Linked DNA regions of Homo sapiens: region 1 is linked to region 2. Evidence: chromatin loops called from intact Hi-C (ENCODE). Cell type or tissue: HepG2. All regions are shown on one strand. Each heading gives the region's core, and the rest is flanking DNA. Links, peaks and the distances in the headings are about the cores only. Region 1 has its middle 9.4 kb from the start of ARHGAP32. Region 2 holds the start of LOC399975 (a long non-coding RNA gene).

Evidence for each region. Peaks named below come from ENCODE experiments on the same cell type or tissue, not always from the same donor. Only the 100,000 strongest peaks of a DNase experiment are listed, where the experiment ranks them.
Region 1: it touches region 2 in a loop (2.9-fold over the local background); 3 of 110 quality-filtered maps call a loop at or near these places.

Annotation. Positions count from the first base shown.
Region 1 is chr11:129,193,529-129,209,983 of GRCh38, reverse strand. It overlaps a transcript of ARHGAP32 not described here and the pseudogene RNU6-874P. Among named protein-coding and RNA genes, the nearest start is that of ARHGAP32, 9.4 kb to the right of the region's middle. In HepG2, for the core only: no CTCF peak of the experiment used is centred there; a DNase peak (open chromatin) is centred at 7,133; H3K4me3 peaks cover 963 bases.
Region 2 is chr11:129,273,212-129,289,666 of GRCh38, reverse strand. It overlaps LOC399975 (a long non-coding RNA gene), which reads left to right and starts at 6,503. Exons shown (of 2, transcript NR_145484.1): 1 at 6,503-6,641. It overlaps LOC124902791 (a long non-coding RNA gene), which reads left to right. Exons shown (of 2, transcript XR_007062950.1): 2 at 2,863-4,707. It also overlaps a transcript of ARHGAP32 not described here. RefSeq lists an enhancer at 6,135-6,636. In HepG2, for the core only: a CTCF peak has its summit at 10,236; DNase peaks (open chromatin) are centred at 6,346, 9,006, 10,146 and 12,046; H3K4me3 peaks cover 3,908 bases.

The DNA.
Region 1 (16,455 bases), core at 2,979-10,978, 77 kb after region 2:
CATTCTGTCACCTTGGTGTTATTTCAAGAATATTTTGAGGAAGCATATTGGTACCCTTACTGATATCCCCCGACATTCTGGTTATGATTTATGTCGATTTCATCTGTGAAGTTTTAGAGTTACATACAAAACTTTTCAGCTTTTAAGTGGTATCCTTCGTGTTCTAAGTTTATTATATTTGATAAAACATTCATACACTGAATTGATTTTATGATCTTCAGTTTTGTGCTTTTAAGAGTTAGAGAAGAAAAATCTTTACTTTCTTTGCCATCATGTATTACATTTTTCAGAACTTTTTACAATTTTTTTTTTTTTGCAAAATTTGTAAACCAGGAATAGAACCAGTGTTTCAGTTTTGAGAAAAATGATGGCTTTGCCTAGTGGGTGTTTTCCGTTTGCAGTCTTCCAAGCCATTTCTGACATAAGAATTCAGCTCCTGTCAAGGCATGTGCAGTAAAGGTACCCTTCCAGGTGCCTAGACAAATCCTTAGTGCTGTCTATTTGTATTTAGAATCCTACTTTTTTTTATATTTACTTTTTTTTATATATCTTACTTTTTTTTTGTATTTAGAATCCTACTTTTTTTCTTCTTTGTCCGTCTTCTTGTTATTGCCCTTAGCTGACCAGAGACTCCGTGCCATCCAGCCCCTTTCCTCTCTTGCCTCTCTCTAACTTCTTTTGTGCTGCAGATTTCAACTAAATTAAGTTCTAATTAAAATAATTTTCACCTTAAGGTTTGAATGCTCAACCAGCTTGACACTTTCAAAGATAATTTGCTTTTAAAATTGTTTATCAAAATAAATCTCTAAATAGGTTATGAGTCATTGTTATTAATGAGATTGTGTGTATCCTCGAACTGTTTTGGGGCAGAGAAAAAATGTTGAGAATCTCTCTTCTAAAGCCATGCTTTTGAAGAAACAGTCTTAAGAGTTTTTCCTTGGAAAACAATGCTGTTTAAATTACCATTCTTTCTTGTGGCATACTCATATCTTGGAATGTGTTACAACTGTTTTTGTTATTAAGCTCTTGAATGTTAGACTATATAGTTATTGAAGGATTATAGTGAATTCAATTCTGAATACTTTCTGTTCTTTGGAAAGTTTAGAACTCTAAAGTTTCTATTTTAGATGGAAAATTTCCACTCTTTTTTGTCACTTGTTTTCTTTGCAGTATGTCAAATTGCTTTGAAAATAGTAAACTGCGATATTAGTTTAAGGTGGTATTTTTATTATGCTGGTATGTATTTTGTAATTTATGTTCCACTGCATTCCAGCCTGGGCAACAAGAGCAAGACTCTGTCTCAAAAAAAAAAAAAAGAAAAGAAAATGACAGAATGGATGGTCATCCACTGTCCGGTTGTTTGAAGGTGGCCAAACAAGCAATGCATGATTAATTGTCTTTTCCATTTGTTTACTTAAGAACTCCTCCTTAATTTGTGGATATATTTGATCCTTTCAGAATCTCTTATTGTCTTAACTGTTGTTTGATCTGAAGGTTCTGGTACACTGGCCAAATAGTATGTTTTCTTGTTGGGTAGTCGGTGGGAGGAGATCTAGTTCTCCTTGACAAAACTACATTACTTGGAACTAACATGCTGGACGCCCAGGCTCAGCAAGGTTTATTAATGTCTGTTTCTCTGCATTAATATCATCTCATGAATCTGTGTTTTCTGAGGTGTGCAGCCTGTTACAGTTAAATCTTTTCTTGATCTCTAGAGTTGGAGAATGAAGTTTAATAGACTAGAATGGGATGTTCCTGCATTTTATGAAACTGATGAATTCATTCTAAGATAAGTTGTTTCCTCTTTCCTGACCAAATAGGAGTGCTTGTAATGTTTCTGTCCTCTACTTTAAGGATATTTCGAAGTTCACATAGCTTTTATATTATTCTTTTAAAACGGTAGGAATGAATCAGAGTGGCAAACATACTAGGTGGAATCTTAGTAATAGTCATAGATTGTTCAGTTGTGTGCAGGTAATGCCCTTCTTCTTAGTGGATTGTGTGGGAGGACGTAGAAATGTTGTAGATGGTGGGAGAGGACAAAAGAGCCCATTTTGGTTACAAGAGAAACATTCAAAACCTCTAAATGTGCCATGCCTTGGATAGCTGCCCCATGTATACATTCTTAATATGTTGCAAGAACAGATTATTTCTGGCCCATTGGTTGTTTTTTTCTTTGTACTTTCTATTATTTTATCATTTTTGTTATTCTTTTGATTAATATTTATTTTAGAAGGCTTGTAGAAATGGCAGAAAACATCAGGGTAAGCCATTCAGTAAAGCTAGAGTGAAGAGGCAACCTACAGAATGGGAGAAAATTTTTTGCAACCTATCCATCTGACAAAGGGCTACTAACATCCAGAATCTACAAAGAAATTAAACAAATTTATATAAAAAAAAACCCATAAAAAAGTGGCCAAAGGATATGAACAGACACTTTTCAAAAGAAGACATTTATGCAGCCAACAAACATATGAAAAAAAGCTTATCATCACTGTTCATTAGAGAAATGCAAATCAAAACCACAGTGAGATACCATCTCATGCTAGTTAGAATGGCGATCATTAAAAAGTCAGGAAACAACAGATGCTGGAGAGGATGTGGAGAAATAGGAACGTTTTTACACTGTTGGTGGGAGTATAATTTAGTTCAACCATTGTGGAAGACAGTGTGACGATTCCTCAAGGATCTAGAACCAGAAATGCCATTTGACTCAACGATCCCATTATTGGGTATATACCCAAAGGATTATAAATCACACGCACACGTATGTTTATTGCAACACTGTTCACAATAGCAAAGACTTGGAACCATCCCAAATGCCCATCAATGATAGACTGGATAAAGAAAATGTGGCACATATACACCATGGAATACTATGCAGCCATAAAAAAGAATGAGTTCATGTCCTTTGCAGGGACATGGATGATGCTGGAAACCATCATTCTCAGCAAACTAGCACAGGAACAGAAAACCAAACACTACATGTTCTCACTCATAAGTGGGAGTTGTGCGGTGAGAACACATGGACACAGAGAGGGGAACATCACACACCGGGGCCTGTTGGGGGGTGAGGGGCTATGGGAGGGATAGCATTAGGAGATATACCTAATGTAGATGATGGGTTGGTGGGTGCAGCAAACCACCATGGCACATGTATACCTATGTAACAAACCTACACGTTCTGCACATGTACCCCAGAACTTAAAGTATATTCATAAAAAAAAAAAAGAATGGCTTACAGGAAATATAAGAGCTAGAGGAACCCATAGAACAACACTACTGAGACATAATCAGCAAGATAAAGACTGTCAGAGAATATACCGAACCTGTTTTCTTCAACCATATATGATAATAAAAAATGGAGGAAGGGGAAACTTTAAAGAGACTTAAGAGACTTATTTACCAAAATATCATGTGTGGACTTTCTGATTCAAATGAATGAGCTATTTAAAAAAAGAAAAAATCAATGGCTGGGTGTGGCAGCCCTCGTCTGTAATCCTAGCAGATTAGGAGACCCAGGCAAGGAGGATCCCTTGAGACCAGGAGTTTGAGACCAGCCGGGACAACATAGCAAGACTTTATGTCTACAAAATATTTAAAAACTAGCCAGGCATGGTGGCACATTCCTGTAGTCCTAGCTACTTGGTAGGCTGAGGCAGAAGGATCCCTTAAGCCCACGAGGTTGATGCTGCAGTGAGTTATGACCGTGTTGCTGCACTCCAGCCTGGGTGACAGAGTGAGACCATGTTTCAGTAAATAAATTAATTAAAAAGAAGGTTCAAGGCAGTTGGAAAAGTTTACCTTGAGTGGATATTTGTGGTAATTGAGTGATTAGTGGATTCCTAAGGTAAGATAATATTTTTATTTAAAAATACTATATTTTAGAGATACATGCTGAATTATTTACGAATGAAATGATATGATATCTAGGATTTGCTTACATATAATCCAGTCAGATGGGGGTGGGGAGTAGAGATGAGATTTGCCCTTGTTAATTGTTAAAGCTGAGTAATAGATACCTATTGGTTCATTATTCTATTATATATACTTTTGTATATGGTTGAAATTTCCCATAATAAAAAAGTTAAAATATTTAAATTAAATGATATTTGAGTACATACTAAGTGTTTAGGAGTGTGGTAATTGCTTTGAAGGATAGCATCATAGTATCTAGCATATATATTGAAAAACTAAAGTAGTAAGTTAAATAAATGAGAATTTTGTTTCCTTTTCCAGAAGAGTTAAACATTTTAGTAGATCCAAACCTAGATTCACCAAGTACTTTTCTTTTATTGTTATATTATACCTTCCATTTTTTGAACATCTATATAGGACTTTATCCTGTTTCATGTAATTACTTCAACAATATGACTGGGTATGATTATTCTGTTCAGAAGAGGAAATTGATCTTCAGAGATTTTTGGTGACTTGTGCAAGTTCACATAGGTAATAAGTGGCACAGAAGGAATTTGAATTGTCTGAGCCCAAATTTCTTAAATTTAAAAATCCAGCATTATTTCTAAATGGAAACCATGGATACTCAAGGATAATACTGTTGTTTCCAATTGCTGTGTATCTTGTAACTTGAATAGTACCTGTAATAGTGAAAAAGTAACTTAATGAATTGTATATCAGTAAGCAAAGTCAGAACAGTGATGTAACTTGAAAATTCTCAGTTGACACTTAAAAACAGCCTTATTATTTTTCAAGTAATGTTTGAGGCATCAGAAAATGTACTTTGTATTCATTGTTCATTTTGAAAATATAACATAAAAAGCCCCAGAGATGATAATATTGATATCTGGTTCTAGCAAAATCAGAAGAAGTAGACAGATATTAAATTCCTAATTTATGCATCATTCAAATTTAAACATAAATCTGTGTATCTTTTAAAGAGCTGCATATATTAAACTTCTTTTTACTTCCCTGTTATATTTTATTCTTCAAATGATTAACTTTATTTTTGCAGTGGATAAAACTTAGCAGAACAAATTTCAATAAGAAAGGATAATGGGAAAAATGCTTCTCTGTTTCCAGAAATAAATGAGCAGGCAGGAACTTAAATTCTCCTTCCTAGGAAAATAAAATTGAAGAATTACTGATACCAGAATAGTAGTACACTTACTTTAAATCAAAATAAGATACCCCAAATTAAAGTTTAAAAGTACAGCATTTAGCTTCTGTTACTTGAGGATAAGATGTTTGTGATTTGAGAAAAATGCCTGTAATTTTGTAAGTAGTTGAATGGTCTCTAGTACTTTAAGTAAACTAGTCATTGTTGATTCTCATTTTTACTCTTACAACCCTCTCTGAGAAATAGCAGAGGAGCAGTCAGAATAAGATAAGTAGCAAGTTGCTAAAATTACTTCAGTCTCAAACCAACTTCAAAGCAGAGTGAACTATACAGGTAAGGATACCAGTAAGTAAACGGCAGATTGAAAACATTGGATTTATTTCTATTTCTTCAACTAGTTTCGTGGGAGAAACTCTACTGAATGTGTGCAATACCTTGAGCTTTTCAAGCATGAAAACTTAGTACAACTTTTTTTTCTTTTCTTTTTGCATAGCCTTACCCCTATTGATTTCATCCTAGTCTCTTCCTGACCTCTCCCCAGACTTGTCACTGAGGGCGAGTCTACTTAGACCATTTGCTTTCTCCCCTGATTATGCATTCAATTTATATTTAGAGTTTTTATTTGCAGTATCATTAACATTAGGAGGAAGTCCAGTTACAGCGGTGAGCAGGAATATGGTTATATATGTATAGTTTTTATATGTATACAATTTATATGTATGATAAGACCACAATTTTCTAAGGTCCTAAAATGTGTAATATAGCTGATGCCTTCTGTATCTCATGGACTATAGCATATTCAATCAAATTTTTAACTCAGGAAATATTACTTCCTTTAATTCAATCTTATATATATTTTATTTTTATAAATTATGTAATTATATATTTTATATAGTATAAATATATATTATACATACATATGTATATATGTACTTTTATATGTATAATTTATATATGTATAAAATTATATATAATTATGTATGCAATTATATATATATGCAATTTTTTTAGATGGGGGTCTCACTCTGTCGACTGGGCTGGTGTGTAGTGGCACAATCACAGCTCACCACAGCCTAGAACTCCTGGGCTCAAGCCTCTCACCTCAGCCTCCCGAGTAGCTGAGATTACAGGCGTGCACCACCATGCCCAGCTAATTTTTCTTTTTTCTTTCTTTTTTTTTTTTTTTTTGTAGAGACAAGACTTTGTTCAACCTGGTCTTAAACTCCTGGCCTTAAGGGATCCTCCTGCCTCAGCCTCTCAAAGTGCTGGGATTGCAGGGTAAACCACCACACCTGGCTCAACATTATGTTTAAGAATTCTCAACCTTCATTATTTTTACAAGATCTTTTACTAAATCAGTCCCTAATTTTCAACACTATACTTTTACCTTAATTAACTGTAGCCTGTTTTCTTCTTTCAGTCCTATAGATTCCTTTTCAGATAGAGATACTTTTTTAATATCCAGTGTTCATTTAAAAAGATGACTGATTCTGATATGTTTTATTCATGTGTTACTTTACTGGTGTTTTTTGTTATTGTTTACTACTTGCACATGTTGAATAAGTTGCTAGAAAAATTATCACTTGCCTCAGATTTTATTTAGCCAATATATGTAATAGTTTTGATTTACTTTATCTGTAGATTGAAGGCAAAAACGGGTCGTCACTTAGACTGATAAGATGGTTGCTTAGCCAGTGAGAGGGATTTCCTAAGATCACTAGATTCGAATGTATCTGATAAAGCAAGTGTTTTTGTTATTTGTTGAGTCTGCCAGTGGAATTCTGAAGTTGATACAACTTGCTTGTTCCGTGTGCCCATAGCTAGGTAGGTGTATGAATTGTTCTCTCTAGCCTCTGACTACTTGAATTTCATCCTTGCGCAGGGGCGGTGCTAATCTCTGTATTGTTCCAATTTTAGTATATGTACTGCTGAAGCAAGCACTGCTTTGATTTCATTCAGTAGAATCTGCTACGCTGGTAGCGTGTTTTTCTTTTCTTTTCTTTTTTTTATTTTCCCCCCCTTGCACAAGAGCACTTTGAGCTCTTTAGTGTTAGAACAAAGTATTTCTGAGTTGGCTTTTGTGACCTTTTTGAGAAAGGAAGCAATGAGACAAAGTGATGTGGCGTGTGAATTCAACAGTAAATATTGGGTTGGTGCAATCCTTGTACTTGTAGATATTGTGGTTATTGTATCTTTTTATTAATGTGGTTTAAATACCATTGATTTTGGTTCTTCATAGGTTAGGATGGGAAACATTTAGAAGGGAAATTGACTTAATTCCTGATATATAAATTTATTTCATGATTCTGAGATCTTGATATGAAAAGAATCTGTTTAAGTTTTCTTATTTATATCGCATACATGATTTTACTTCTTGTCTTTGCTTTTTTTCATATTCTATTTTTGATTTATCTTGGTCAGTATAAGAATATTGCCTTCTTTATGCACATTGCCTTCATTTATTTTTGAACTTATATTTCCTATTCCTGGGACCTAGATTTTTCAGTCGTTCAATCCTATGTATTTATTCAGTAAACATTTTCATTGACTTCTGTGGTATACAGGGTAGAAAAACAGCATCCACCTACTCAAGAGAAGAAACTGTAGAGTGGATCTTTTAACTCATGCTGTTAACTTCTTTAAAACTAAAAAGTTAAACAGTGAATACATCTTTATGTTAGAAAGTTAAAAATATGTAAATAAGTTTAAGGAAGTAAAAATCATCTGCATTATCTTTGTTATTTAGTTTTCCAAACTTTCTTCTTTGCATGTGTGTATTAAAAATACTATTTTTATTACCAGTATATATATGTGTGTATATGTATATGTATATGTACTTGTATATATATATGTATATGTGTGTATATATACACACACATATATATATAAATAAATAGAGACACAGACAGACAGACAGACAGACAGAGACAGGCTCTTGCTCTGTTGCCCAGGCTGGAGTGCAGTGGCATGATTGTAGCTCACTGTAGCCTCGAACTCCTGTGCTCAAGCGATCCTCCCACTTCAGCTTCCTGAGTAGCTGGGTCTACAGATGTGCATCACAATGCTTGGCTAATTTTTAAAGTTTTTTTATAGAGATGGAGTCTTGCTCTGTTGCTCTGGTTGGTTTTCAACTCCTGGCCTCAAGGGATCTTCCTGCCTTGGCCTCCCAAAGTACTGGAATTACAGGTGTGAGCCACTGCACCTGGCTGTGTTTTTGTTTTTTTTGTTTTCATGTAACCACTACATGTAAATGTTGTATTTTAGTGGCTGTTTACTTTTACTAGAAAAATCATCACTGGCCTCAGATTTTATTTAACAATTATATACAGTAGTTTTGATTTATCCGTAGATATAAATAGTAGAATCACACTCTGTAGGGTTTTCTGATTATTTTTTTGGTTACTGATATCAGGCTCTAGAACAGTGGTTAAAAATTGTCTGGAGGGGATCTAGTTAGGTATACCGTTATAGTATTTTTCTACAATATTTACATGAGATGATGATTATAGAATGTATAATAATGAAAAGTTAGTGATCCAGTGAAACCATAGGCTGAGATTATGTATTTGTTGAAAGCAGTTTTCTACATCGATAAACATTACATACTTTTCAAACTTGAATACCAGAAAGTATACTTATAATCTTTGCTTATTACAGTGAAAGATACAGGACTCAAAAACAGAAGACCATGTCAGTTGAATTTTGAGAGTTCTTATTCATACGGTTATGAAATTTCCACTTAATATCCCTTATTAACACTGGAAATGACATGTTGAATTGTCTTATGATCTGATTTTATATGTTCTTTGTAATCCTTGTATTAATGTGATGAAGGAAGAATATGGGTTTCTGTTGTAGTTGTTAATTTTCCATACTTCACATTCATGGAAATAATTCAGATAATTAGAAAATAACTTACTGGCTTAATAGGGACTTTTTTCTTATTTTTTAGATTAGCACTCTCTTTTAAATAATAATAAAAATTACAGAGTGATTATATTTTTTAAAAGCCAGAGATTTACAGATTAAGATTTTTTTTCAATTTTTCTATAATCACAGTAATGAAAACATTTTATGGTTCAGGGATGATAATGATGACAATGGCTATAATTTATTGAGGACTTTGTACTGTATACTACTATAGTTTCATTATATGCATTGTTTCTATTTTATACATTAACATCATAAAGGTATTATTTTTTCTATTTTAGAGATTACGAAACTGAGACTCAATTTAAGTTGCTTGTTGTATTAGTCCATTTTCATGCTGCTGATAAAGACATACCCGAGACTGGGTAATTTATAAAGAAAAAGAGGTTTAATGGACTCACAGTTCTATGTGGCTCGGGAGGCCTCACAATCTTGGTGGAAGATGAAAGGCATGTCTTATGTGGGAGCAGACAAGAGAAAGAATGAGAACCAAGTGAAAGTGGTTTCCCCTTGTAAAACCATCAGATCTTTTGAGACTTACTTACTACCATGAGAAAAGTATGGGGGAACCACCCCCATGATTCAGTTATCACCCACTGGGTCCCTCCCACAACGTGTGGGAACTATGGGAGTTACAATACAAGATGAGATTTGGGTGGGGACACAGCCAAACCATATCATTCTGTCCCTGGCCCCTCCCACATCTTGTATCCTTACATTTCAAACCAGTCATGTCCCCCAATGTCTTAACTCATTTCATCATTAACTCAAAAGTCCACAGTCCAGAGTCTCATTTGAGATGAGGCAAGTCCCTTCTGCCTATGAACCTGTAAAATCAAAAGAAGGTTAGTTACCTCCTAGATACAATGGGGGGTACAGGCATTGGGTAAATACAGCTGTTCCAAATGGGAAAAATTGGCCAAACCAAAGGGGCTACAGGGCCCATGTAAGTCCAAAATCCAGTGGGGCAGTCAAATCTTAAAGCTCCAAAATGATCTCCTTTGACACCATGTCTCACACCCAGGTCACACTGATGCAAGAGGTCGGTTCCCATGGTCTTGGGCAGCTCTGCCCCTTTAGCTTTGCAGGGTACAACCTCCCTCCTGGCTGCTTTCACAGGCTGGCATTGAGTGTCTGCAGCTTTTCCAGGCTCACAGTGCAAGCAGTTGGTGGATCTGCCATTCTGGGGTCTGGAGGACGGTGGTCCTCTTCTCACAGCTCCACTAGGCAGTGCCCAGTGGGGGCTCTGTGTGGGGGCTTCAACCCCACATTTTCCTTCTGCACTGCCCTGGCAGAGGTTTTCAGGAGGGCCCCGCCCCTGCAGCAGATTTCTGCCTGGACATCTAGGTGTTTTCATACATCCTCTGAAATCTAGGTAGAGGTTCCCAAACCTCAGTTCTTAACTTTTGTGCACCTGCAGGCTCAACACCTTGTGGAAGCTGGCAAGGATTGGGGCTTGCACCCTCTGAAGCCATGGCCCAAACTGTATCTTGGCCCCTTTTAGCCATAGCTGGAGCAGCTGGGGCACAGGGCACCAAGTCCCTAGGCTGCACACAGCAGGGGGCCCTGGGCCTGGCCCATGAAACCATTTTTCTTCCTAGGCCTCTGGGCCTGTGATGGGAAGGACTGCCACAAAGATCTCTGACATGACCTGGAGACATTTTCCCCATTGTCTTGGTGATTAACATTAGGCTCCTTGTTACTTTACAAATTTCTGCAGCTGATTTGACTTTCTCCTTGGAAAATGGGTTTTTCTTTTCTGTTGCATGGTCAGGCTGCAAATTTTCTGAACTTTTATTCTCTGTTTCCCTTATAAAACTGAATGCTTTTTAACAGCAACCCAGTCACATCTTGAATGCTTTGCTACTTAGAAATTTCTTCTGCCAGATACCCTAAATCATCTCCCTCAAGTTCAAAGTTCCACAAATCTCTAGGGCAGGGGCAAAATGCCACCAGTCTCTTTGCTAAAACATAGCAAGGGTCACCTTTACTCTGGTTCCCAACAAGTTCCTCATCTCCATCTGAGACCACTTCAGCCTGGATTTCATTGTCCATGTCATTATCAGCATTTTGGTCAAAGCCATTCAACAAGTCTCTAGGAAGTTCCAAACTTTCCCACATTTTTCTTTCTTCTTCTGAGTCCTCCAAACTGTTTCAGCCTCTGCTTGTTAACCAGTTCCAAAGTTGCTTCCACATTTTCGGGTATCTTTGCAGCAGTGCCCCACACTACTGGTACCAGTTTACTGTATTAGTCTGTTTTCACACTGCTGATAAAGACATACATGAAACTGGGTAATCTATAAAGGAAAGAGGTTTAATTGACTCACAGTTCCACATGCATGGGGAGGCCTCAAAATCACGGCAGAAGATGAAGGAAGACCAAAGGGACATCTTACATGGCAGCCAGCAAAGAGAGAATAAGAGCCAAGCGACAGGGGTGCCCCTTATAAAACCATCAGATCTCGTGAGACTTATTCACTAGCATGAGAACAGTTTAAGAGAAACCACCCCCATGATTCAGTTGTCTCCTACCAGGTCCTTCCCACCACACATGGGAATTATGGGAGCTACAATTCAAGATGAAATTTGGGTGGGGACACAGCCAAACCTTATCACTTGTCTAAGACCACACTATTTGTAAATGACATAGTTGATATTTGAGTCTGAGCTTGTTTGACTTCAAAATACAGTACCTCCATTTCTATTTTTTCTGGTTTTATAAGAACAGCTTTTTGAAAGTGATTTTTATTCATATATCCTTGCAATGGTGATGATGTATTTTAAGATAGCCATTTTAACTTTTTTATAGAAATATCATTTAGCTTCTATGAACAGTTGAAAGTTAGATCTCCCTTTGAATACATGTGTTTAGTGAAGCAAAATCTGCTCTAACATGAAATTGTCAGTTTTCTATTCAAGTAGACCTTTTCTGTTATGTTTAAAGTTACCTGTAGAGAATCATATTAAATTAACTGGATTCTTTATTTTTGATATTTTCATGAAATAAAGTTGCCATAGTATGCATAAGAATTGTTTCCTCTTTAGATACCATTGTGAATTAAACCAAATGTCAATGTATATATAATGATCCAGAATACATCAGTGTTCCATAATAAAGAAGGAAAGAGTTGTTTTTTCAAAGTTAATTATTTCAGTGGAGGAAACGCCTACAAAAATGATTGTTATAAAAAAATCTAAATTTTGAATGAATGTATAGATAGTATAAAAATGAATAATGATGAATGACATTTTTACATTATATATATTGTGCTCCATACATTTGGAGGAAAATCTTCAGTCATTGGAAATATTTTAGAAGGATTCTTGCTTAATTTTTCTTTCTGATACAATTATATGATACATACATATATATTACACAGAGCACACATTATTCACATTTAGAATACAAAATTTTCTGAGAAATTTTATATTTATATTTATATTCATATTCATGAAGCAGTCTGTGGACAAAGCTTGGTGCCCAATTAAGGAGACATTTATTGACCCCTTGGCTATGTGCCATGCACTGTATTGAACAGTTTTGAAAAAAACAATTATTATGATGGGAGAACAGGAACAACGATGTCAGAGCATCAAGATCTTGGTTCTACTGCTTTGCTATTGTTTTGCTGTGTGATATCCTGTCCATACCCCTCCCCTGATAGTGAACCCAAATGTATACTGCATTCAGCCATGTAGATAACGGGTATTGGATATAGAATTAGATGTAGGTCAGCATTTCAGCAGTATCATGGCCCATCCCCCAAAAAGGAGAAAATAAAAAACTGTGAGATCAGAGACGTCTAGGCTAATAAGTGGAATGTGGACCAAAATGCAAACCATATAGTCTTCCCACAGAAGTAACATTTCATATGGTGTGGTTAGGTTTGGATTTTTGAAAAGTATTTTTATTTTTTTTTGAGATGGAGTCTTGCTCTGTCACCCAGGCTGAAGTGCAGTGGCGCGCTCTTGGCTCATTGCAACCTCTCCCTCCCAGGCTGAAGCTATTCTCCTGCCTCAGCCTACCAAGTAGCTGGGATTACATGCATGCATCACCAAGCCAGGTTAATTTTTATATTTTTAGTAGAGACGGGTTTTCACCGTGTTGGACAGGCTGGTCTCGAACTCCAGACCTCAGGTGATCTCCCTGCCTTGGCCTCTCAAGTGCTAGGATTACAGGCATCAGCTACTGATCCTGGCCTGAAAAGTATTTTTAATGCAAGTTTATGAACTGGATAATCCTGGAGAAATTATGATGCTAAGTCTCAGTTTCTTCACCTGTAATATGATGGCTCCTGCCTCATGAGGTGGTTGGGAGAATTATATAATTCGTTATGTTTGGGCCTTAATCCAATGCTTGGCATATAGAGTCAGTGCTCAGCATATGCAGTCATCAGTTGGTATCCATGGGGAAATCGTTTCCAGGACACCCTGTGGATACCAACATCTGTAGATACTCAAGTCACTTATATAAAATGTTGTAGTATTTACGTATTACCTATGCACATCTTCTCATACTTTAAATCATCTCTAGATCACTTATAATAACTATCAATGTAAATGTTATGTAAATAGTTGGCATACAGTATTGTTTAGGGAATAATGACAAGAAGAAGCCTGTACATGTTCAATACAGATAGGACCATCCCTCTTTTTTCCCTGAGTATTTTTGATTCAACCAAGAGGTTGAATTCATGGATGCAGAACCCATGCATACGGAACCTGTGGGCCAACTCTGTTGCTGTGATTATTACTACTTACCACTGCTACTAGGAAAGTCAGCACTTTTAACAATGTTTCTCTTCGAAAAAATTCATTCTGACTTGCAGTGTTTAAATTGTTGCTGTAAGAATGCTTCTCTCTTTGCTGCTGTGGGATTAGCTATTTCCCTTCCCCTCAGGTTCCCTACCTCTTGGAGGTAGAAGATGAGAACCAGCTAGTTCGAAATTACTGCTGGTGACTCCTGTGGTTTCAGTCAAAGACTTCAGCTCCATAAAAGCTTGTTGGGAAAGTGAAGGCTGATCAGGGTTTAAACAAATCAGGAAGAAAAGGAGTTAAAACCACCTTGTGGTCTTCAGCAGTATCTAGTCTCTCTCACACACTGGTAGCCAGAGTGATGGACTCGGCTGTGTTCCATCCCTGCCCCCGCTGTTAACCATCACCTGTTGATTCCGCTGGATTTTCATTTACTACTGGAGAAGGGAACAGAAAACAGAAACACATGTAGGTTTTGAATTTAAAAACTTTTTTTCCTTTTTTTTTGAGACGGAGGTTCGCTCTTGTCTTCCAGGCTGGAGCGCAATGGCGTGATCTCGGCTCACAGCAACCTCCAGCCGAGGCGGGTGGATCACTTGAGGTCAGGAGTTTGTGACCACCCTGGCCAACATGGTGAAACCTCTTCTCTACTAAAAATAAAAAATTAGGCGGGTGTGGTGGCGGGTGCCTGTAATCCCAGCTACTCGGGAAGCTGAGGCAGGAAAAACATTTTTAAAAAACTTGTGATGGCAGAGTCAAAACAGAACAAGCCTCGGAAGATGTGCACATTTAACTGTCCTTCAGTATTCTGTGTAAAAATACCACTCACAGTTCACGTTTTCACTTTTGAAAGGCTCGAAGTGAGGGAAATCAACCATCATAATGAAAGAACAAAAGAATGATTAAAAGAAAAGGTGAATAGGATTCATGAAAACGCTTTGAGGCCGGGCACAGTAGCTCATACCTGTAATCCCAGCACTTTGGGAGGCAGAGGCAGGCAGATCACTTGAGATCAGGAGTTCGAGACCAGCCTGGCCAACATGGTGAAACCCCATCTCTACTAAAAATACAACAACAACAACAAAAATTAGCAGGTGTCGTGGCACACACTTATAATCCCAGCTGCTTGGGAGGCTGAGGCAGGAGGATTGCCTGAACTGGGAGGTGGAGGTTGCAGTGAGTCGAGATCGTGCCACTGCACTCCAGCCTAGGTGACAGAACAAGACCCTGTTTCAACAAACAAACAAAACAAAACAAAACAACCCCCCCCCCCACAAAAAAACAACACTTTGAAGGAGTTAGAGTTGTTTAGAAAAAAAAGAACTAGATTCTTAATGAAATAATATTTAAAAATCCAATTCTTTACTGAAGGTCATGAAAGATTCTATTTAAAATTAGTTAATATTTTGGTAAGGATTATATGTGCATGACATAGTGAAAAACTATCTTTCTTTCTTCTTTTTTTTTTGAGACGGAGTTTCACTCTTGTTGCCCAGGCTGGAGTGCAATGGCGTGATCTCGGCTCACTGCAACAATCTCCACCTCCCGGGTTCAAGCGTGTCTTTCTTTTATTCCTCTTCTCCAGCTGTCTGTTTTCCTCCGTGGAGACAACTACTGGTACTAGTACTGATCCTCTTCTTCCATAGATAGTCTGCATTTGTTTCTCCTAACTCCTCATTGAAAACACAGATGGCAGCATAGCATACTGCACATACTGCCCTATACTTTTACCCCTTTCTTCTTTGCCTTAACAGTATTCCTTAGGCTTTGTTCCGTATTGTGACCTGTAGGGCTGCCTTGTTTTCTCATATACTCACTGTGTAGCATTCCATTCTATGGGTATTCTGTAATTTGCCTAGTTTTCTATTCCTCAGGAAGTTAGGTTGTTTTTGCTATCCTATTTTGCTACTATAATGTCTACCAGAATGAATGTTCCTGTTTGCCTCTTACTTCTACTTGTGAAAGTGAGATAATTTCCTAAAAGAGAAATTGCTGGGCCAAAAAGATGTGCATTTTGAATTTTGGTAGATTTTGCTAAATTGCCCTGAACACAGGTTGTACCAGTTTAAACTCCCACTGACAGGCATGTTTCTTTTCCCATGTCCTCTTTCAGTTTGTTAAAACCTTTTAAAAGCTTTGCCTATGTGATAGATTTTTTAAAAGTCATCTTATTATGTATTGTTTTACATTTCTGTTATCAGTGAAGTTACTTTTAACATCTTTTAAGTTTCTTTTATGTTTATCTCTGAGTATTATATTTTTGCTCTTTGCCTATTTATCTTTTGAGCTCTTGGGTCTTAGAAGTTTTTAAGAACTTTTTATATATTAAATAAATTAACCCTTTGTGATATGTTTCAAATATTTTTTTCTCAACTTGTTTGCATTTTGACTTTGCTTATAATGTTGTTCTGTTGTTTTTGGTTTAAAAAATTTTTTTTGAAAAGTTTTTAAAATTTATATATGTATTATATGTATTATATAATATATATTATATATAATATATAATATATAATATATATTATATATTATATAATATATATTATATATTATATATAATATATATTGTATATGTATTATATAACATATATTATATATATTATATAACATATATTATATATTATATATAACATATATTATATAATATATATATATTATATATAATATATATATATTATATATAATATATATATTAT
Region 2 (16,455 bases), core at 5,569-13,568:
CGTCCTTACTCCATTTTATGAAAGTCTTCGTGTTTGCTCAAGTCTACTCTTTTGTCTTTCAAGGCTGAAAAGTGCGTCTGCGACAGCCTTTTCTGGAAGGAAGGTGTGTTCAGTGGGTTGTGTGGGAACAGTTCAAACAGCATTGTGAGCATGACAGCTTCCAAGTCAAGGAGTTGGTTATTAATTGCTCAAAGCTTGAAATGCCAAATATATGTGAGTGGGAGGTTATGATTTCTCATTCTCTGTCTCTCTCTTGCTCTCGTTTTTCATACGTAAGTTTCAGCAGTTGGACACTCTCCCCAAGAGAGCAGCGTAGAAAAGAAACATCCGTGGCACAGTTGTCCCTCCTTAATGGTTGAGTGCACAAAAGTTACATATAAAAAAGGTAGCATGAAGTAATAATGCTCCCACAGACTCTCAAAACACCAACTGTAAGCTACTTCATTCTTATGCCATTGTAAGGGAAGGAGTTGGGCAATATTATCATCCCCGGTATTCAGGTGTGAGATTGGAGGAATGGAAGCATTCAATCATTTCCCCAAGGTCGCTCTGTGAGTCTCTGGTGGAAACTGAACTTCAGTAACAGCGCAATTAGCACTTCATAAGCACCTGGTAGACCTTGACACTGCTGATCCTGGGTCCCTGGAGATGTACAGCTATTCTCCAGATAAATACTCTCTCTCTCTCTCTCTGTCCCTCTCTCTCTCTGTGTGTGTGTGTCTCTCTCTCGCTGTCTCTCTCTTCTTCTCTTTGTCACACACACACACACACACACACACACACACACACGTACATACCTATGGTTGCATAGAAACAGGAACCTTCACTCTTCCTGGGCTCTGCTTTTCACAGGGTAACCAGGTATGTTATACTGTGATAACACACCTCACAGACATGTGTGTTGGGTTAAAGAAAATCCTGGATTTGTAGATAAAAAGAACTATACCATCTCTGTGGGGATTACAGTACCAGTCCTGAATTCTGGGATATGACTGATCACAGTTATATTGCTTAGAAGTGAAATGAAAAATTGAGGTCTGAATAAGTTTAATTCAATGAACATGCAGTAATAAAGATAGGCTACAAGGTAAATAGATTTATATTTACAGAAAACCATACAAATATAAAGTATTTGGGAGTAAAAATTAATGAATATGTGGACCAGGTCCTGAGGGAATATGCTAAGAACTGAACCTATTTCCTATAATAAACTGAATTTAGGCAATAATTAGTACCAGCCAGCATTAATTGTGTTCCCAACTGCTCAAGGAGTTTAGTCAATTATAAAATTGTAACGGTTCTACCAGAACATGCGTGAACTTGGGGACTTTTCTGGTTTCATCAGCCAAGGCCCAGGGCCAAGACCTCAGCATAAAACCAGTCTTTGCGACTCTCCTCGGGACTTCCCAAGGAAAAATGGGAAATCAGTGTCAGATAGTGTTTTAAGAAACAGCTCTCCTGGGACTCACTTTTTAACTAAACAAAATCCTTAAGGCAAAGGACTGAGGCACTAGGCATGGAATTCTAAGTATCAGCCGGTGGGTGTGGGAAGAATTCTGACTCTCAGAAGTCTGTGTTGTGCACACACCTTTAGTGATAAGATTGCTCCACCAGCCATTACAAGTTAGAGAAAAAAAAAAAAAAATCATGACACTAGAAATGTCCAACAACAGGGGACTAAAAAAATATGGCATAGACATATGATTATATACAAATAATGTAGAAATATTTATTGGCAAGAAAAGTTTAAAAAGCATTAAGGGGAAAAAAGCAGATTGCATGCATTATTTTCAGTATGATCTTGTTTCTGTTAAAATTTTTTATATATATCCATGTACATGAAGACATGTAGAAGATATGTACCAAAATATTAATAATGATTACCTCTGAATTGTAGTTATGAATTTTTCCATTTTACTGCCATTTCTAATTTTTTTAAACCAGGGGCTTGTGTTGTTTTCTCTCTTTTTAAATCTTTTTGTTTTCCTCAAATATAGAACACTATACAGGCTACTCTGAATAAAAATGGTATTTTAATTTAACATAAACACAAAAGGCTATCCTCCCTTTTATCTCCTAAAGTAAGGAGAGATTCATGAGCTGCTTAGTAGTTCATCAATCATTCATGTGTCCTATGTTCCAGGTGTAGAGTATGGGAATCTAGGCTAAACAAAGCTGCGCTGCATCCTGTGTTCCTCCATAGAGAAGACTGAGGAAATTTCCACAGCAGCAGGATACCAGGCAGAGTTTCCAATGGCAGTGGGCTACTGCCATTCATTTTATTTCTCCCACCCTGGACACATGTAGAATATCAAGGTAGTCTTTGAGGTAGGACAGTTCTTGTGATCTCTTAGGTCATCTCATTGGGTTCCTGCTGTTGCTGGCCATGGGGCCATCCCTGACACTTTAAAATTAGTTACTGACACAGATTCCTAAAAGCATAGTCTGAGATATAAAAGTTATTTCTGAGAAACAAAGTTGCTTCATTCTGAAGACTACGTTTAGAGGTTGTGCACCAGCAGACAAGAGTTTATGTAACAGTTTGTCTTTGTTCCTCGAGCCATGTGTGACCTTTCTGCTCCTTCCTGCTGACACCATCCCCGACCGAAAAAGACAATCTGCTCAGCTTAATGTCCCTCCTTCCCTCTGGAGCCTTCGTGGAGTGTAGTAACAGCAGCTGCATGACTTGTACATAATGTAAATACTTTATTTACTTTTGTATTTAATTTATGCATCTGTCCAATGTTTGCACAGCTGTTTGATGTCTGTATACTCGGAGATTAGCTTTTGTGGGTTTTGTCGATCTTAAACCCAAAGCATAGAGAAATGGAAGGGTCTCATTATTTGCTTTTCTTTGCCCAGCCTCCAGCATGGTACCATACAGATGAGAACTTAATGAAGAAGGATGCTTCTGAGTAAGATTTAGTCATCTCCTTGAAGATACTTTTCTCCTTTGGAAAAGGAAGAATCAAACTTTCCTGAACTTCTCAGGGAGAACATGGTGGTTGACTTTGTTTCTTCTGTCAAAGGACATCATTATAGTACCAAGGTGACATCGAGGAGGTTTTAACTCTCCCAAAAAGTTGCACCAGAGGATTTGGGGAGGTGTAGGATGTGACAGCCAGCCCAGAAGCAGGGCTAGTAATTATAAAATGGGTGACGATGGAAAAATTGCTCTCTTCTTCGGGGTTACTTGCCCATCAAAGAACAGCAAGGACTGGGCATGTGAAATGCCAATGGTTTGGCTAATCAACACGCCACAGCTTAGCTGGAGTCACTGTACTTGAATGTGGTTTTGTTTTTAATGCTGTGTTCTTGTGGGCATGGAAAGAGTTACAGCCAACTGCCCCAGGTATGGTAACTAGAGGCGGTGGTGGAAATGTAAATGTAAGGACCCTTTGTCTTCTCCCCTCCAGTAGTAAAGGGGACGAAAGAGAGTGGAGAAGGATTGCACTCTTCTGGTGGACTTTCTCCTGTGATGCACAGAAATGCACGGATAACGTTAAAAATATTTTAAATTGTATTTATTTATATATTTTAGAGATGGGGTCTTGCTATGTTGCCCAGGCTGGTCTCAAACTCCTGACCTCAAGTGATCCTCTTGCCTTGGCTTCCGTGGTACCTACCTGTAATCCAAGCTATGATCGCTTGAACCCAGGCATTTGAGATGAGACTGGGCAACACAGTGAGACCCCCATCTCTAAAAAAGTATCGTCTTGTTTTGTGTGACCTGGCCATCAACACATATTTACAAAAAAGAGATATCTCTCTTTTATTATCATAAAGCATAGACTGAATTTTAGATAGGTTTTGAATCTCTCTGTGCCTGAATTTCTCTCAAAATTAATAGTGCCTCATATTTGATAAAGCACTAAGTTTTCTTTTGAAAGGTGCACAGAAAACTCTGCATTGCCTAAATTATAATTTTCTCAACTATTTGACCCAACCTATCACTGTTGTAGTATTCTTTAACAGAGCATTCTGTTACCATGAGTAAGGGAGTTGCTGCTTTTTTTTTTTTTTAAATCAATCAAGAACTACAGATAAGTACTTTTAAAATCAGACCATGACTGGGGAAAGCAGGAGTCAACGAGTCAGTTTGAGTCTGTTATCAGCTCTGCCTGAGACTGGCCTTTTATATCACTCTGAGGAGTAATGCTGTTTGTTTTCAGCATGAAATACATAAGAGAAAAAATTAAGTAGGGAACAGGAGAATAATATTTGGATAGGGTAGTTTTATTATTTTGTCTGACACATTATGTCCCCTAGCCCTCAGTATATCCAGGGATCATCTATGCTTAAAGTTAAATACAAGATAACTTCCCAAGCCAAGTACAAGTGATTTTAAAAAATAATAAAATGCCTTATAGGATTACCTACTACAGTTCTTAAGTTGCCCAGGAAACATCACATCACTGCATGCAGTGTCAGAGACATCGGTAAATCCTCCGCCAACAAGTATTTTGAATATAGCAGAAAAACACAGATGTTTTAGACCTTCTGAGATGCATTAAGTTCTGGAAACTGGAAGCCATAAAAGACAAAATCGTGGGAGGGGAATTGCTGGGAGCACCCTGGGAAAGCAGCCACCCTGGAGTTGAGTGACCTCTCTTTGATCTCTAGCTTTCCCAAGTCACTTTCCCATGCATTTCCTCAACACTGGTTTCAGTTCTTTAGATCTAATAAAAGCCTTTGGGGTTGGGAGCATCACTGAGTAGAGTGCTGATTCAGGCCAAGCTTGGAGGGAGGAGTGGAGCATTCAATGTGTTTACAGTAAAGTGTGTGTGTGTGTGTGTGTGTGTGTGTGTGTGTGCGCGCTTATGAGTAATAGCAACTTCTCACCACTGTCACAGCCACCAATGGGAGATTTAGCTTCCTCCAAGTCACCTCAATTAAACATACGCTCTAAATAAAGCAGCATGCTTGCTGGAGACAGAGCTTCAAAAAGTCCCCTAGATCTCTTTCTCCTTCCAAACATTTTGCTGCCCTGAAGCATGTCATATATAGAAATGTTATAGTTGCCTCTTTGTTCATTCATTCTTTCAAGGATCTCCACATTATATTGTTTGATAAGAAGTGGAATTAATACTTTACACAAATGCTTGCATTTCCGTGCTATTCCTTTCACTTCCTGATCATAGTGCACTCTGACTATAAAATGGATTACGTGTTGTTCCTCCTAATGCTTCAGTATATAGAGCCTCCCATGGTAGGTGATATACTTGGGTGACTCTACAGGTTGCTTCGCGACTTCCAAAAGTTTTTTCTGATAATTTTGGAAGTGCTGCATGATTTAGAAATGCTGATTCACTTCAGTCTTTAGACACATTGAAAAAATATATTATTTCTTCCTCATTTTCAAAATATTACACAAAGAAGTTTGGAAAGTAATAATAATCACTGTTCACTTGCAAAATTCCTTTCTTCTAAAACATTTTTATAATAATTAAGTCATTCTATCTTTATGATACCCAACTAAAGAGGACAGCGGGCAAGCCCATTTTACAGATGGGAAAACAGATGTTAATTGCCTTGTCCAAGACTACATAGTGAGATAAGATAAAAAATGAAAGGGAAACTTGTCCTCCTAAAATTTATGTTCTTTCTCACCATGGTGATTATTTCAGTTTGGATTGAGAAGCCAATTCATATAATTTGGCTTTTTCTGTGCCTTTAATTTCTACATATTAAAACCTAATTGCAAGGTTAGACTGTGATTTTGTCCTACGGGCACTAAATTCCTCATGTAATATGTACCTTTCTCTGCTGAATCTTGATATTTTCTTAGATTTTCAGTATAGTTTGTCTTGATTTGACTTGCAGTGCACTGCAAATGATATAATTTTATTGTGGAATATATGAGGCTGGAGGGCTGGGGAGAGGTCAGAGCTGAAAGTACAGGAAATTTAAATTACATAATGTTACACTTTGCAATTGTTTCCACTTGTACTAAGTATAAAGATAGATCCATGGCAATACACAACAGCAGGTAAGAAGTGTGTATAAAGACTTTGCACCCTGATAGTACCATTTATGTATTCATTTGGCATAAACATACCCATTTGTGAATAAACAAAGTCCAGGCCCTCATGGTGCTTACATTTTAGGAACAGAGTCCAATAATAAATATTGATTACACAACATAATCATGTAGTGATAAGTGCTATGAGAAAAAAAAGAAGCAGAGTAAGGGGACAGAGAAGGCAGAACTATTTTATATAGTAGTAGGAAGGTTAATTTAAAAGCCAGGAAGGTGGAGTCTTCCTGGCAGGTCTGAGAAACCTCAGGAGGGAGGTGGGTGTGGCTGAGGCAGAGTGAATGGCAAAAGGTAAAAAACTGAACTGGTGAGTCAGGGCTGAAAGGACTTGAAAGGCTGGGAAAGGACTTTGGATTTTATTGCAGTGTGATTAGAAGCACAGGGCCCTGGAGTGTTTTGGGCAAGAACAAGGACATTATCTTACCAATGCTTTACAATAAATTCTCTGGTGGCTGTGTAGAGGCTAGACCGTGGAGGGGAAAAAGTGGAAGCAGGGTGATGGTTCGTCTGTCCCAGTCACCCAGGAGAAAGATCACGGGGAGGGCAGACATGGGTGTTCGTGGTTAAGAGAGAAGGATGCGATTGGCTTCCGTACCATTTGAAGGTAGGCTAAAATGAACGTGGTGATTGAAAGGAAGAGATATTTTTTGTCCTGTGATGAGGCAGACTTGGAGGAATCAGTTTTGGGTTTTGTTTACAATATGGAAATCAAAAGTTCTGTTTGAGACACATTAAGTGGGAGATATTCAAATGGAGATGCCTGGAGGCAGCAGGATATAAGAGGGTGGAGTGCTGGGGAGGGGCCAGGGTTAAAAGTAGAGGCTACTTAAAGCCTTGCTGGAGGATGCTGCCTAGGGTGGCAGTGTAGAAAGAGAACAGGAGGGGCCCACGGTCAGAGCCCTGGGGCAGGCAGCAGATAGAATCACAGAGGAGGCCAAGGACCCCATTCAAAAGTGGACATGTCAATAGGTGGAGTTGGTGTTAAGGTTTAAAGACTGAAAAAAAAAATTTCATAGGAGAATAACACAAAGTTCTGAATTACTATGATAGAGGTTCATGATGAAAATGTGATAGGGAAAGGAGAGAAGATGGAAAGTTTATCATTTCAATGAATGCATCAGGGATTAATAACATCTCAGTGAACAGCAGTACTGGTGTTCCTTAAAATGTTGCCCATGGTAGTGGGCATGGATTCCATGTTTACAGGGGCTGTTTCACGAGCGTCAATATTAGCAAGGAGTATGCTACAGACAGACAACACATCTTTTTTTGACATCTCTTTTTAATAGGGACACAATATGCAGCTGGCGCTTTGGCCAGGAAAGAATAAATAAGCAAGACAATGTCAATTGTCGCTTTGGGAAAATTCTGTGTTAAAATTCTCTATGAAACCTGGCCTACTTTCAGCAACTTTTCTCAATACAGCTGTTGAGCATTCTCAATTTGGGGATGCAAATAAGCTTCTTCTCTCTCCCTTGCTCAATTCCCAGGCCATCTTTCAAACTCAAGGTTAGGTACGTATTGCAGTCCTCTGTGTGGCTGCCCTCGTCACTGGCCCTACTTGTCTGCACCGTGACGCTGCTTCAGCGTCTAGAGGGGACTGCAATGCAACAGATCTGAGATGCCAGGAGTGAACCCAGATGCTACCTCCTGGCAGACAGCAGTGCCAAGACTGAGAAAGGAGGCCAGCCTGAGGTCTCCAATAGCTTCGGCAAGAGGGGGAATTTGTTTTTTCCCCTCCCCTCCTACCCCTCACCTTGTACATATTGAATCAAACCATACATAAGCTACACATTCAGTTATTTAACATTGGACAGACTTTTTCTTGTATAAGGAATGTTGCAATTTTTTGTGATTTATGTATTTAATCATTAAGGGTGTTATTAGGACAGAGGTAATTGATTACAAACATCTGAAACGCCAAGGGCAGATGGCTGCAGAGTTACCCAGCAATCACAACTTCCAGTTCATATGCAGGTTTGGCAATAATAACTAGGACACAGGACATTTGGACAGTGTGGCCCAAGGAGAGGGAGTGCTGGCTCAGAATGAGGTTAAGGAGCATCACCAGCACCCTTGAACTTGCTCAAACACCTCTAATCTTTGGAAAACACACATGGCATCCCTTTGTTCTCTTCTATAAACTAGATATACTACATATAAGGAGAGAAAGTTACCAAAATGTTTAGAGGCTCTAAAGTAAAATATCTGTGTCATCCAATGTATGCATAATCCTAGCTCTTTTATATATTATGTACCTCCACCACTTAACCATAAACCATTTAACATCCATTCAGCTGCTGTGGCTGACTTTCAGGGTGCGGTGGTGAAACTGTGGGATGTGAAGGATTTCTGAAAAGAATGCATATTGTCATCGAGTAGCCAAGAGACTGGGGCCTTGGGCAAAACTTGCTTCTCATAGTGACTTGGTTTTCTGTCCCACACGACTTCCTCTTGCTATCACAGGATGTTTGTGTTTAATGCTCAACAAACCCCTAGAACAACAAAAGCTACCTAATCCATACCTGTCCCTCTCTGGCAGAGATGGCTCTCTGTGGCCCAAAGATGAACCCCAGGGAATTGCTGCAGTTTGGTGAAAGAAGAGTTTTAAACTATGGCCTTATTATGCTGAAGTCGAAGGTCTCTAGTTTTTGTTCTTTACCTTGCTGTTTCTGTAGCACTTAGGAGGTATCCATGAAGACCCTTATGAATCTCAGGTGCACCTGACTATTTCCAGCAGAGGGCTGCCATGCATTTATTTCAAGTTGGCTTCTTTCAAATTTTCCCATCCTAGTTTGTGCTTCTAGGCAAATCTTCTCATTCCATCCCTTCCCTAGTACTTGTTCTTTAAAGCAACTTTGATTACACTGAAGCTGGAAGAGTGGGATTATTGTGCATGTTCACTCTCTAATTTCTCTCCAGGATGTGGTGAAATCCTGCTTCACGTATGCCCTTGACATTCTGCTAATCGCGGTCAAGGCCACGTTTTATATTCAGTGACTCCCACTGAAATGACTAAATGCTGAGTGGACCCAAATTACTGCAGTGACATTAGATGATGCAGTATTTGGCATCGGTAGACTTGAGAATAAGAGTGAATTCTGTAGGTTAATCACCCCCAACATTTATTTAGATACCAAACTGAGTCAGAAGTGAAAGGTACACGCTTGAAAGAAAAAAATGAAAATAGAACGCGGTAGAATGTCAAGATATCTTTCCTGTATTCTGTGACACAGATGGTCGTTGCAGGTGGAAGTGCTGCACCGCCTTTGGGGGCTGAACAAAAGGAACAGGGGAAGCACCAAGGGCAGTGCCATCCACAGGCAGGGGGTTCCCAGGGAGCTCCTTCCCTTGTCTCCAAAACCTCTTTTCAGTCTAGCCACGCACCTTCAGTTTGGCCACTCTTTCACCCTTTCTTGTCCTTTCTCTCCCCTGCCATGCCACTTTCAATTTTCTGGTCCATAACTCTGAATGAAGAAGCCAACTGAAGGAACTTTTAGGCCCCCGGATTCCAAATAATAACCGGGGCGCGTCCATTCTAGACCCAAATGTGCAAGGGATGGAGAGGCGAGGATCTTCCTGACTTGAGGCAAAGCCCCCTCTCCTCCGCGGCGCGGTGACAGTGTTCTGGGGGTCAGCTGGGAGTAGAGAGGAGCCACTGCCGTAGTCTCGGAGGATGCCTCTTCCCGGTGCTACTGCTGCTGCTGCGGCGGCGGCCGGTTTTTTATTTTTGCACCGCAGCACAATGCCGGGGCCGAGGCAACAGCCTACGTCGGGACCTCTCAGGCAGCGTCTCTACCCACTTCGCGTTCCCTGTCCCCCAGTCCCCTAGGGGCACCCGCCGAACGCCCCTCGGCGCCCCACCGCAGCGCACGTGCGCTCCCGGGACAACAGCAGGCGAGGCTTCGGCGCGCCCCCGCCCCCTCGGCCGCGCGCGCGCTCCGCCCGCCGCCCGCCCTCCTCGCGCGTGCTCGTGCCCGCGGCCGCGGCGGCGCGCCTCTTCTCCCCGCTGCGGGCGTCGCGGGTGCAGGAGGAGGCGGAGCGGAGGAGGCGGAGGCTGGGCGGGCGGCGGGCTCCGGCGGGGGCACGCGCCGGCCAGCTGGGCGGGGGCGCTGCGGGGGCGGCCCGAAGGCGTCAGGGTGAGAGGCTCTGGAGCCCGAGGACCCGCGTCCCCGGGGGCCGACTCCGCCGCGGGAGGGCGAGCGCGGTGCGTGCCGGAGGTGGGGACTTGGAGGCCGCGGCCCGGCGCCCCCGCCCCCGAGCCTGACGGGGCGCGAGGCGGGATGAGGCGCTGGCGCGGGGGACGCCCGGCCGAGCCCCCGCGGCTGCCCTCGGCGGCCAGGCGCTAGGCTCGGCGGCGCGGGCGGCGCTCGGCGGCGGCGGCGGCGGGCGGAGGGCGTCGGGCCCGGCCCGCGGAGGGCAGACACGGAGCGGCCAGCGGGGCGCAGGGACGCCGCGGCGGCGCGGCGGGGCCGCGGGGCTCGGTAAGGCGGGCGCGCGGGAGGGCCGGGGGCGCCGGTGACGTGGGCAGGCCCCGCGGGGAAGGCTGCGGGGGGCCTCTCTTTCCTTCTTAAAATATTCTTTTTAGAGTGAGGGTTCCGGATCGCATGCTCCCGGAGGAGCCTCTCGGTTGTCCCCCCGCCCCCGGCCCCATCTCCCCGGCCTCCCGGGGCGGACGGCGCTGCGGGCCCACCGCCTCCCGCGCCCGCGCCCCGCGCTCCCCGCGGCCTCCGCGAGCCGGGCGTTCGGACGGCGTTCTGGCCTGCCGCAGCGCTCTCCGCCCCGGGCCCAAGGCGGGCGGCAGCCGCGACTCCTGGGAGCGGCCGAGTGGGGGCTCCAGGGACACCGGCGCTCCCGGAGGAGCCGCGGGAGCGTTTCCCTCCGCTGCCCGCGGGCGACATCGCGGGTCCCGCCCCCAGGTGTGCGTGGGCCCCGCGGGGCCAGAGGTCTCTGCTCCCTTAGGCTCCCGTGGAGTTCCCCCCTCGTCTTTCCGATTGACTGAAGTTGCCGCTGCATGTTGGACGACGGTGGTGCATTAGTGCCTTTTTTCCCCCTCGCTTCCTCGCCACCCCTGTACCTTGGTTTCCCGTTTTTTGACTTTATCAAATATTTATGTTAAAGATTTTCTTAAGCAGTACACAAGAAACGGTAGGGAGAGAAAATCAGACTTGGTTTCTTAGCTTTAGTCTACCTTGGACCTTTTGTAGCTTCACCTTCTGTTTGTGAAACTTGAAGATGGAAGGAAGGAGGAGACCCAAGCAGAATGCTTGGGATGCAGTTTAATAGTCATCTTTTAGGAAATAGAATTTGGATAATTATAATTTTGATCTGAATGCAGAGTTACAATCTGTCTTTAAAATGCTTGGGGCACTGCGTGATGCTACATGGCTAGCTGGCAGCTGGGCCATAGCATTGTTGTCAGCATCTCTTTTATTTTCTATTCTTTCAGAGTTTTATTTGGCACAGATTTAGACCTTTTAAGTCAGTCTGAATGGGGATAACTTTTCTGATACATTGGTTGCTTTTGTAAACATTGTCTATGTTTGTATTTCTATTGGAAGAAGAAAAAGCAAATGGTGCTGGAGTGCGGTGGCTCTTAAGAGTCTCCACAGTTTGCTAGTTTGAATCAGTGACTGGATTTGTTGTAATATTTTTGAGTATTTATGGTTGTGACTCAATATATCCTTCCTTATTGGATACATTGAAGTCTAACTGAGAATCGATATTTGTTCCTTGGACTTGAGTGTGAAGGAAAGAGAAGCTTTAATTACTACTACAACATGACCTCAAAGTTTTTCAAGTACTCAATGTTGTGTTTTCTTTTTAATGGGGCTGTTTGTGAAGATGAGGCATTAGGATGTTGTGATTTCCATTTTCAGGAATGTCTGGAGTCTGAGTCATTCTTGGAATTGGATATATGGTGATGCTTCATAGAGCAGGTGTCTCTATGGAAATGTCAGGTTGGAATTGTGTTTAAGCCAGTTATCTTCGTACCGTGGTCCCTATAGCAGTCCGTGTATAAAGCAGCACTTTGGACAGAGACTTGTCTGGACACAGCTAAGGTGGAAGCCCAGTTTACTGTATGATCGTTCACATTGAGGTGGGTGACAGGGTGAAGTAGTGGGGGAGAAAAACATAAGTGGGACAGAGAGGAAATGTTAGTTGGAAGAACCTTCTCCAGTTATGTAACTGTTTTGTTTTCTAGGGAGAGACTAAGAACCAGCAAGACAGGCTCAACTGTCTTCTTTAGAGCCTTTGATGTTGGTTTGAATTCCAGTAGTTATGTTCCTTCTGTGTTCATTTCCTAACCTCCGTATCATTTTCCAGTCACCAAAAGCTTTTCTGAAGTTGGCCTGCGACACTAATGGCAATACATTCATCTCTACTTTCTCTCTCTCTCGGTGCTATATAAACGATGTTTTTATTGTTGCTTGTTCTCTCTTGACTTATTCAAGTGTTTTCCTTCCCAAGCTGACCTGAGTATATTATCTGCACACTGTATGTTGATCGTAGACGCATGTAATAAATGTTAAGGACTAGGCATCTGTTTTCTTCATAAGGCTGTGGTAGCAGAAGAATGAAACAAAAAGGAACTTAACATAGTTGAACTTTTAAAGAGTAAGACTAATATTCTTGAGAATTTTTCGGATTTAACCCATGATTGTGAAGTCCAATGTCCATGGAAGTAGTCAGGAGGCAGCAAGGACTTGAAGTTAGGTTGTGGTTGCAGTTCTGCCCCATAGTAGCTGTGTGACAGCGTACCTTCCTTGGACAAGTTATTTACATTTCTGAGCTTGTTTGCATTTTATAAAATAGGGATCAGAAGGCTTGCATTGTTTTTCTTACAGAGCTGTGAAGGATCAGATGATAGAAAGGATATGAAAATGCTCTGCAGAACTGTTTTTAAATATGTAAAGTATTGTCATTACGTATAAACTTAGTTACTAACCTATGTTACCTGGTAAATTGGCCTAGCAAACTCTTTTAAATGTTGTAACAGAAATTTAAAAAACATGCATATAAAGGCTGGGCAGGGTGGCTTACACCTCTAATCAAATGCTTTGGCAGGCAGAGGTGGGAGGATCCCTTGAGGCCAGGAGTTTGAGACCAGTCTGGGCAGCATAGAGAGGCCCAGTCTTTACAGAAAATCAAATAAAAACCATTAGCTGAGTGTAGTGGCACACACCTGTAGTCCTGGCTACTCGGGAGGTTGAGATGGAAGGATCACTTGAGCCCAGGAATTAGGGGTTACAGTGAGCTATCATTGTGCCACTGCCCTTGAGCCTGGTCAACAGAGTGAGATCCTGTCTCAAAACAACAACAACAACAACAAAAACAGATAAGGAATGAGAACGTGTTAGATTTCTTCTAGTTCCAAAATTCTGTGCTCTGTCTTATTTAGAAAATCCACCGGTAGTACTTGCAATTTTGAACTCTCTGGAATTTTCAATTACTTGGAGACAGATCAAATTTATTGAGACTGTGAGCTACTGCTGCTGCTGCTTTTTAAAATTTAATAGAGTCAGGGTCATGCTATGTTGCACAGGCTGGCCTCCAAATTCTGGGCTGAAGCGATCTTCCTGCGTTGCCCTCCTGAGCAGCTGGGACTACTGGCCTGTGCCAAGGCTGGACAAGACTTTGAACTTCTTTAAAGTATCAGTTCACAATACCAAAGGAGGTTACAAGTTAATGATTTGTAAGAACTGTTTAGTAAAAAATATTTTAAATTTGTCTGCATTATTTAGGGAAGGGATGGGCAAACTGTAGCCTGCAGGCCATATCTGGCCCATGGCTAAGAATGATTTTTATATTTTTAAATGGTTGAAAACAATCCAAAGAAGGATAAAATTTCATGTCATGAGAATGATATAAAACGCAAATGTCAGTGTCCTTCAGTAAAGTTTTGTAGGAACACAGTCGTTCATTCTTGGGTCTGTGGCTACTTTGGCAGTGCAGCAGCAGAGTGGAGTACTTTCATAGCTCGGCCTGCAGAGCCTCAAGTATTTATTATCTGGTTCTTTAAAAGAAAAGTTTTCCAACCCCCGATTTAGGACTTAACTTTTTTTTTTACTTTAATTAGCATATGTGCTATTTCCTATCATAGCCATTATAAGGTTAAGAATCCTGGAAAGGTACTAATTTTTGTTTTGGAGCCAGATAGACTTGAGTTCACATACCAGCTATGATATTTATAAACATTGATCCTGGACAAACTAATTAATGTCGTGGGACCTCAGAGATTTCCTTTGTGACCAGGGAATATCAGTAGTATCTACCTTGGAAGGTTGTAGTGAGGATTAAATGAAATGGTACATATTAAGGCTTAACACAATCTCTGACATACAGTAAGCACTCAGTAAGTGATAGATGATGATGATTAGAAACTCTAACCTGAAAGTATGCCTAAAATATTTTATATTACCATCACCTCCAGATTATAGAGTTATTTTCCTGAGTGTTATGCTGTTTGCTATAGAATTTTCTCCTTTGCTGAAACTTAGTTAACAGCTGATAAGCGGAATAACTTGAGAAATTTCCTGTATGCTGTAGTGTATTTTTATTAATCACTTGCTGACTTCAGATCATTAAGAATGGGTGGAAAGATACTTCTGTTTTTTATAGATCCTGATTCTTGATAATTTCCCGATAATGTTCTTAAGTTTATAAATTGGATTTAAATACCACTTCTATTTTGGTACTGGTACTGGCTTTTTTTTTTTTTTAGAAAGATGAATGAGAAAAGTCGGTTTTGATTAGGCCAGGGTTGGATAATTTTCCCCATATGTATATGTACTCTAAAGTCTTCCTTATGATTTGCATTAACATCTTTATGGCATGCTTCTCAGAGTTGAAATAATAAAAGCTAATTTTTTTTTTCTAAATAGATCTAGTTTACTATCCAGAGACTTTTATATTACACTGCTTTTTGAAGTATTTGATTTAAATTATCTTACAGTTGAGAAATTTGGTGTGCCTCTCAACTTCAAATGCTGGTTTATTAACATTAATCTCAAACTAAGAGTGAGCAAATAAAAAAGGCCATTGTTCTGAGTTAAACAAAATAGAATTGGGGTCATTGTGGCTCTTGCAGTTCTACAAACTGTACAGTTTCTTGGCCTTAGCTGATGCTTCAGTGAAGTGAGATGATCCAGAGGAGACAGGGGAGGGCACTGATGTTCCCACGCTGTCCTCGGTGGAACAGTGAGATGGAGGCAGAAGGGCTCTTCCACAAAACCAGGGAACAGCACCTGGAAAGGTGTTCTGATTATAGCACCTCAAAAAAAGTAGACCTAAAGAAGATGAGATGCGACAGAGTTTTCTCTTGAGGTTAAAAAACAAACCAAACCAGACGTTTCCTATCTGGAGAGATGAAGCTTGAGCAGGAATATTCCCCAAGGTAGTAAAGTGTAAGGATTTTATAAAGTAGATATTTTCAGTTTTACTGGACAAGGGAGGGCTAGTCTTGTATTTAAAGGAGATTGTTGTAGGACAAGTAAGAGGAAGTGAGAAATGGGTGTTTGGTTTAATTTCTCATGAGAAAAACATGAATCTGAATGTTCAGAATAGAAGTAAAATTCTGGCTTTCAAAACACAGTTGTTTTTTTTTTTTTGCTTCCGGCTATGTATCTATTTACTATTTTATTTTATATCCTGGATTATAATATACATAATATTGGAGGCTGTGGAGATGGAAAGCATTGAGAGGAAAAGCATGTGTGAACCATTCATTATGGAAATGTTATGTCCAATTTGTCTCTGTTTGAAAAGATAAGCATCATACTCTAGGAGAGAATCTTCTAGAAAATTCTATCAGTTTGCCCTAAAAATAGTAAAATCCTTATTTGGATTTCAGCCTTGTGATGTGAAGCAAGCCATTTGACTCCACTGCTTTTATTCCCTGTGTGTAGCATGGAAACAGTAATTCCTGTTCCTCCTTTCATTGGAGAAATATAGGTGGTTGAAGGACTCTTAAGATGAGTAGCATCTTCAGTAGCTGTGCAGAATATATCATGTGAAGTTCAGTAATTACCCAGGATATCAAACACAGACCAAAAAAGTGAAGCAACTTTTAACAGGAAAATGAGTTTTGAACCTGGAGTCAAGAGGACCTGGATGTTTGTCTTGGCTCTGTTGTAAACAGCTTGTGACTTTGGACAAGTAATTTCTGTCTCCAAAGGTCCAGTTTCCATTGACCTACCTAAGGAGAATCTGACAGACCTTCCTTCTTGTTTTATATTCAGTGGCCCTCCAGATTAAGTAGGAATAGCAATCCTGACACAGTAGGATAAGGGAAACCACATCTCTTTGTATCTGTGAACTGACAAGTATCCACTGAGTACATCTGTGTGTCTCCTGCCATGCTTCAAGCAGTGGAAGATAGATAGGTAAGAAGGTGTCATTGAGTCTTTGCCCTCAGG